Linked DNA regions of Homo sapiens: region 1 is linked to region 2. Evidence: chromatin contacts called from ENCODE Hi-C data. All regions are on one chromosome and are shown on one strand. Each heading gives the region's core, a stretch centred on a gene start or an enhancer-like site at or near the end of the contact. The rest is flanking DNA. Distances are from core to core; before and after follow the strand shown. Region 1 holds the start of DAP (death associated protein). Region 2 overlaps MTRR (5-methyltetrahydrofolate-homocysteine methyltransferase reductase).

What was found. Hi-C counts contacts between places; a loop is a spot of excess contacts on that map. Pooled maps may share reads with other maps.
Region 1: a pooled map shows a loop between it and region 2 (2.9-fold over the local background). The contact joins the promoter of DAP here to the enhancer-like site in region 2. A Hi-C loop is called at or near these places in 1 of 168 maps with a recorded cell type or tissue (naive thymus-derived CD4-positive, alpha-beta T cell), 2 of 37 single-sample maps with no recorded cell type and 2 of 50 pooled maps.

Annotation. Positions count from the first base shown.
Region 1 is chr5:10,759,872-10,765,057 of GRCh38, forward strand. DAP (death associated protein) reads right to left here and starts at 1,363. Exons shown (of 4, transcript NM_004394.3): 1 at 1,143-1,363. The coding sequence starts at 1,197. It overlaps DAP-DT (DAP divergent transcript), which reads left to right and starts at 1,165. Exons shown (of 3, transcript NR_187555.1): 1 at 1,165-1,345. RefSeq lists silencers at 919-1,348, 1,429-1,898 and an enhancer at 1,421-2,266.
Region 2 is chr5:7,883,808-7,886,501 of GRCh38, forward strand. It overlaps MTRR (5-methyltetrahydrofolate-homocysteine methyltransferase reductase), which reads left to right. Exons shown (of 15, transcript NM_002454.3): 7 at 1,894-2,047. Among named protein-coding and RNA genes, the nearest start is that of MTRR, 16 kb to the left of the region's middle. Within about 2 kb of position 1,251, at least 3 of the 41 ENCODE cell types and tissues checked have a DNase peak (open chromatin) inside an H3K27ac peak, as active enhancers do.

The DNA of each region.
Region 1 (5,186 bases), core at 113-2,612, 2.9 Mb after region 2:
GGCCTCCTGAATAGCTGGGATTACAGGCGCCCGCCACCATGCCCAGCTAATTTTTCTACTTTTAGTAGAGATGGGGTTTCACCATGTTATCCAGGCTAGTCTTGAACTCCTGACCTCAAGTGATCCACCCTCCTTGGCCTCCCAAACTGCTGGGGTTACAGGCATGAGCCACCGCGCCTGGCCAGGAATCTTTATTGTCAAGAAAATGGCGCAAATGTGCCACCAAAAGAAGCCATGTTTCTCAAAGACTTCTGTTCCTACAAGACTGAGTTTATGACACTAAGGCGTGCTATTAAGACCTAAAAGAACCTCACGCATCCATACATTGAAGTGACTTGGCTTCTGAGACCCAAGGCCTTTGATCTTCTCACCAGTGTCCCTCCATATGGGCCGACTGCCACTGGAAAGGAGAGTAGAAACGGAAACAGACCCGTCTGGACAGAATCCAAAGTGCAAACAGGAACTGTGCCCAGAGAGAGGAGGAGGTGGCAGAAGCATGAAGGCTGCTTAGATCCCTATGTTCTAAGAAAGACCGCTCTTTCCTGGCTTTAACTTCCTTGGCTCAGAAGTTTAGGATTTGCTCAAAATCAGAAAAAGCAACTTTGGGGGAAAAAAAAAATCTGGATGTGGAAGAAACTGGCGGTGAAAGTCATATTGAGTGATTAATGATAAAAATTATTTCCGCTCCTTGGTTCTTGAGTCGGTATGAAACGCTGGCAGCCTCTAATTAATCATCACCATGATATTAACACCACTGACTTTTCATTGCTTCTGCTACTTTCTTTCTAGACATCTGTATCCTCTAAGTAAATATTATCCGCCAAAACTTTGTTATAAGTTGTGCAACTGGGTTCGCCCAAGGCACCGGAGCCTGCGCGCAATCGCACAGGTACGCGGCCGCCCGCGGTCCTCAGGAAGAAACGCTTCGCCGCCGCCGGCAAGCGGGGCCGAAGCTCCGGCGGGCTCCTCCCGGGCCTGGGCGCCCGACCTCTCCGCGGCCCGCGCCCCTCGGGCGGGCATCAAGGCCCGGAACCCGTCTCAGCGCTCGCCGGGGCCCTCCCCGCGGAGCCCCCGCCCGGCGCCCCCGGGTTCGAGCCCGCCCCCGGCACCCGCGCGTGGAGAGAGAGGAAAAGAGTCAGTACCGGCGGGCGGGTGTCCAGCTTTAGTCTCTAGTTTCCCTTCGGGAGGCGAAGACATGACGCGGCGGGGCTTCCGCGGGGCCGAGGCGGCGGCGCGGTTCTCGGGCCGGGCGGGCGTGCGCGAGTGAGCTCAGGTGTGAGCGCCGGGGAGCGAGCGGGCGGGAGAACGACGCGCGCGCGTGGGGCGCCGGGGCCGCGCGAGCCGGGTGAGTGCCACTGCCGTTAAGGGGGCGCGGCCGCCGCGCGCCGACGTGGCGCAGCCGAGCCCACCGACGGCATGCGCACTGACGTCACCGCGGCCCGCCCGCCCTGCTGGGCCGCGAGCCAAGCATACGGTGCGTGCGCAGCCGGCCGCGCCACGTCGGATGCTGTGGCCGGGGGCGGGGGCGGGGGCGGGGGCGGGGGCGGAGGAGGGAGGGGAGAGAAGGGGTGAAGAAGTGAGAGGGAGAAGGAAGGAGAGGGAGGCGGGGTCCCCGACTGGCTGCGGGGACTGGAGTTGCGGAAAGTTAAGTAGGGCCCAGCTGAGGATGGCTCCTGCAGCGAACGCGCTCAGCCGGGCTCCTGGCTACGCGGCGACGGCTGGGTGACTGCGCCCCACAGTGCGGGCCAGGGCCGGGGCGTCCCGGCAGGGAGGCGACCGTCCCCTGAGGCCCTCAGCCCCTGCCGCGGCAGCGCCTAATGAAGCGCGGAAAGGAGAGCCCAGATGGCAGCGACGGGGGCCGAGAGAGCAGGAATTTGTTAAAAGACGATGCGAGGGGAGAGCCTGCTTTCCGAGTGAGGGCCAGCGCTGGGGAGCAGAGACGGTGGCTTCTGTCCCTGCCCTCCTCGTTATGAACCAAAAATAAAATTCTAAGCCCTGCAGCCAACGGATGGACCCTCCCCTCCGCCTGTGGCCTTCTAAGTTATCTTGAAAAACTAGTTCAGGCCTTGATGGGAAGCGGAAGTCAAACATGGCCTCACAAACATCCGCACGGAGACCCTAAGACTAATAGAGGACTCTGATAAGAAACATTTGCAGTGTATTCCCGGCTTCATCTGCATGATAACACCTTGGTCTCCACAACTCCTTCATGCAACCCGGACATTCCCTTCTACTGAGTCCAGGTCTTTAGATGATAACTCTCAACCAGTTGCCAATCAGAAAACCTTTAAATGTACCTATGACCCGGACGCCTCCACTTCACATTTTACCTCCTAAAGAGCCAACCTACATCTTACGTATTGATTGATGTCTCATGTCTCCCTCAAATGTATAAAACCAAGATGTTTCCTGGCCACCCTGGGCACATGTCATCAGAACCTCCTGAGGTTGTGTCAATGCACGTCCTTAACCTTGGCAAAATAAACTTCCTAAATTGAGACCACTCTCAGAAACTTTTGGTTTTCACCATCATCTTCCTGTTGCCGTGGCTGACCCCTGGCTCTCGTGCCTTGGATCGTGTTCTTCCCGCCTGCCCCAGTGTTTTGCAACTGCTGTTAACTTCCGCAATGCCTTGCTGGATTCGCATTCAGACAGGCCTAATCTCTTTAGCGAAGGAAACACCACCCCTCGCTTGGCTGTACTTTTCCCTTTGACAACAAAACTGTTCAGGGAGGCTGAGCTCCTCATCTCTTGTCACTCCCTCCAGTCCAGTTTGTCTGGTTTTCATCAAGTTCTGCTGCACTGCCCTCAACCATGGGAGGTCCTTTTGTGGAAGTCACTTATAACCTATGTGCTGCCAGATCCAATGGTCATTTTCTACTTTCATTCTATTTGAGCTCTTAGCAGCACTTGATGCAGCTGGCCGTCCCCCTCCTCCTTTGCTCCGGAGGTGCCACATCACTGCCTTACCCTCCAGTTCTCTGGCCACCCTGGCTGCTCACTCTGTCAGCTTGGCAGTTCGCCCTCTTCTAGATTTATAAACATTTGAGTATCGCAAGGCTCAGCATTGGCCTTCTTCTCTATCTAGACTTCCCATAGATAGTCACATGCAGCCTGTGGACGACTATCATGCAGATGCTTACAGGTGCCAAATCTGCAACCTCATTTCTCTATTTCTGCTCCTCCCCTGAACTCCAGACTCACCACCACCACCACCTGCAGACGCTTATGGGTGCCACATCTGCAACTTAATTTCTCTCTTTCTGCCCCTCCACTGAACTCCAAACTCACCACCGCCACCTTGGCTTCTCTATTTGTTGTCTAACTCAGTGCTGCGCAACTCTGTGCATCAGGGCACACATGGAGATGCACATAGCATACATTGGTCTTGCATTCCCCACTCCATACACACATTTCAACACCGGTAATAGGATAATTGTTGGCCAGGCTGCAGTCATGATATGCTTGCCATTGTCTTGCATTCACATCCAAACTTCCAAGTGGGTGCCAGCAGTTTAGAAGAGAATCCTGAAATTAATACTGGGTTACTCTTTAAAGAGATAGCACATCACTCACGTTCTTAAAGGTTTAAGGATACCTAACTGATTAATTTCATGAGTAACTTCCTTTTTATGTATGTGCAAAAGTGCTATATAGTTAAAAACTTATGTCGTATGTCTTAAGCCTAAAGAATTATTTCTTGGAAGTATAAAATGAAAATTTTAAGTTGAAAGAGCACATTGTGGTATCATTTAATTGGTAGTGTTTTTACCCTTAGTGGTACCTAAAACAAAGTTGCATGTTACGAGCCACAGCATCTTAGACTCAATAACAAATGCTATTGGTAAGGAACCCTGGGGGGTGGGGGAGAAAGCCTTCACAGGAAGGAGCAGAGCTCCAGAGGGGCCCTGGTGGCCCCTGGACTGCCCTGAGGTCTGACAGGTTGTGTCTCTTTGCCTGTGACCTGTTCTCCAGGTTTGTACTGATTGGGAAACTCTGGTTGTCTTACAGTAGGTAGCTAGTCGGCCTGAGCAGGGCAGGAGAGGACTCTTCCCCCACAACCCACACCACCAGAAATGTTGTGTGACCATCAGGTGATGGTCAGGAAGTTGTTACACTGTTTCTCTAAAATAATAATTGGTTGCAGTCAGTGCCAGGGAAAGGCAGTCTCCCAGTAGATAGAAAAAACCTGAAAGTGGTGGTCAGCAGCTTCCTGGTAAGATCTCTTTGCCACACATCGAGAGGCAAAATGGCAACGTTTGACTGGTATATGACCTTCTAGGAACATGAGGCTGGTAAGGGAAGATTGCCTCAAGTGAGCATGTGTACACTTCCAATAAACACACTGCCCCTGCTCACTTTCCAAGCGCTGGCAAGTCACTGTGCATGTGGACAGCCTACCCCAAGGGAAGAATCAGGGGATAAGACTGATCCCTGAAGAATCAAGGGATGCAAGACTCCAGAAGTATGCCAATGTATAAAACCCTAAGTCAAAGGTCAAACCGTGCACTTGATCTCTAAAGTTACCTGCTTGGCCATCTTCCAAGTGTACTTTCCTTTTGTTCCAGATCTAAAGCTTTTTAATAAACTTTCACTCCTCCTTTAAAGTTGCCTCAGTCTCTCTTTCTGCTTTATACCCCTCAGTTGAATTCTTCCTTCTGAAGAGGCAAGAATTGAGGTTGCTGCAGACCTGTACAGATTCACTGCCACTAACGTATTATATTTGGGTGCTACGTGATTCAGGTACATTCTGCTCCTGACAGTGTGACAGCCAAGTTAATTTTACATCTTCAAAGAACTCTTGATTTCCCACCTATCGGCAAATAGCTTCTCCTCTAGAATACAATCCAAGCTACTCATTACAGTGTGGAATAATCTGTCTACTCAATAGCATTTCTAATGAAGGAAATACTGTTAAGAAGGTAGTGAACTTCGCAAAAAAAAGACATTTATTTTTCAGCTTCCCTTGTAGCTAGGGGTAGCCAAGTGACACAGTTTTGACCATGGAAATCTGCTGGGGTGTTTTGGGGAAAATTTACATTCTTAATATGGGGACACCCCTTCCTCCTGGTGACATCATTTGTACCACCTTGAATTCAGACAGAAGGCCAAAGGTAGAACAATCATATCGCAACTGTGAGGCAATCAAAGGCATGAAAATCACAAGCTAAAGGTGACAGAGCAGG
Region 2 (2,694 bases), core at 1-2,500:
GGATCAGAACAGCATTTTATATATAAGAGGCCCAGGAAAGGAAGCTGTCCACTAAGGTCAGCCAGGAAGTTAGAAATAGAGCCTAAGGTCAAACGAGGTGGCTCTCGCCTATAATCCCAGCACTTTGGGAGGCTGAAGGCGGTCACTTGAACCCAGGAGTTCCTGGGTAACATGGCAAGACCTTGTCTCTACAAAAAAATACAATAAGTAGCTGGGCATGGTGGTGTGTACCGATGGTCCCAGCTACTTGGGAGGCTGAGGTGGGAGGACTGCTTGAGCCTGGGAGGTTGAGACTACAGTGGGCTGTAATTGTGCCACTGCACTCCAGCCTGGGTGACAGAGTGAGACCCTGCCTCAATTTTTTTAAAAAAAGAAAAGAAATAGAACCCAGACAGGCAGGTTAGGGTTAATTCCTCAGAGCAGTGGTTTTGATTTCTTGAGAATCTGGAAAAAATTATGGACTCTCCCAAAAAATGATTACACTTGTCCCTTAGTATCTTCGAAGGATTTGTCCCAGGACCCCTTTCAGATACCCAAATCCTCAAAGCTCAAGTCCCTTATGTAAAATGTTACAGTATTTGTATATAATCTATGCACATCCTCCCCTACACTTTAAGTCATCTGTAGATTACTTACAGTATCTAACACCACGTAAGTAGTTGCTATACTGTATTTTTAAGTTTACATTATTTTTATTGTTATTTTTTATTGTTTTTTTCCGTCCCAAATATTTTCCATTCAGGTTTGGTTGATTCTGAGGGTGGAGAACCTGAGGATATGGAGGGCCAACTGTATATAGAAACATTTACGTACAGTTTTAGTCTGAGATGTGCCTCGATGCACCCCCTCCATGGGCCCCCTTCCTACCCTCCACACCCTGCTGGAATCCATTGACCTTAGGTTAAGAAACTGACTGATAATCCTAAAATAAGTGTTTGAGTACCTCTTCAAAGTCATTTAGCTCAACCGTTTATTTTATGAAAGTCTTGAGAGGTTAAGTGGGTTATTCTTTCAGAAAAGCAAGGGCACATTAAGGCTGTTGGTGTAGATTTAATCAAACTTCCTAACAGAAAAAAATACAATGTGTCAAAACTAGATGGTTTTGCATCCATAAATATTAATACTATGTACACCAAAATATTTTTTATTCTGGTATTTTACATTTTTGTCATAAAGAGGCAAGGGTTGGTCTGTGCTTAGTCCAGTCTCTCTCCCTTGCTGGCAAGAAATGTGAGCTTGTGTCATTGTGAGAGGCTCCTCCCCAGAGCCCTGGCCTGCATCTGTATCACTCTGGGGCTTAGAGGCAATGGGCCTAGTAATAGACTTGACTTGGGAAGTGGTGACTTTTTCAGCCCATGTTTGCTCACAACCAGTATCGAGCCAGATAGTGTAATGTTTTATACTTAAGGAAATAAAGTACCCTTTCCTGTCCCCTAAAGGAAAAGAGTAAAGTAAGGAGAAGAAAATTGAAAACCAATGCATTTGACCATAATTAGTTTCTTTTGGTCATAATGTATGTTTTCGTGTGTGTGTGCATGTATGTTTTTGTAAGAGGGATTTTTATATTTACATGGGTTATTGAAAACACCATAGGACCTTACTTTGTAGAGAACAAGGAAGGTCTGACTTCCATTCTTTAAGTATGATAAAAGGCAAAACACTGGGTAACTACCAGATTTCGTTTTAATAGTAACTGCTAATAATGAAAGTATGTTTATTTGGTTAGTTGGGCTTATTTTTTAAAACAATTGTGTGTTTTTTTTTTTGAAATTCTATTTTCTGAGTTCACATATTAAAATCATAATATTGAAAACTATATTTTTGTTACCCTACAGCTTAAACTATGTAACACGTATAATGTATTTTTTTTTTTTCATTTTGGCTCTTCTCTAGAATACAGACTTTTCCTATCAGCCTGGAGATGCCTTCAGCGTGATCTGCCCTAACAGTGATTCTGAGGTACAAAGCCTACTCCAAAGACTGCAGCTTGAAGATAAAAGAGAGCACTGCGTCCTTTTGAAAATAAAGGCAGACACAAAGAAGAAAGGTAACAGCCCTGATGCTGTGACGTTGGGGTGTTGTGGGCCAGTGGACTGGAGCTGATGGTGAGAGTGTGGCTCTAAGGTTCAGGGTCCTGTGTGTTGGCCGCACAGATGCCTGGGGCTCAGCTGCGCATCAAGGTCTGGGAACACAGGCATACGCTGGTATTGGTAGTTTCTTAACTTTCATGTTAATTGCACTGAATAAGAAGATAATGGATGTTCTAATTATTGGACATTTGTGGACATGAAAACTGAGTGTAAATGTAGTTTTTGAGAAGCATTGGCCTAGGTTATTTTTAAAAATTCTTTTCCTATTATGTTTACTTCTCATAGTATGTTTGTTTTTGCTCATTTATTATATAAAATAATTGCTTTTTCCATAATTAAGAGAAGTTATTTATTTTTCAAAATATAAATATATTATTTACTTAGAATCTTGAAGTAGTCCTAAATTGATTTTTTGAGAAGAATAATGCTAATGGAGTACTGCTGTCTTTTTAGCTTTCATTTCCTTAATTTTAAATAATTTTCCTTTCTTTTATTTGGCCTATCTTGAATTTATAGTCTTCTTATGTTTTTGTAAGGTGGAGTTTTTTACTGTATTCATTTTGGGGAATTTTTTTGGCTGAATAAACATTGCCACAAGTCATGT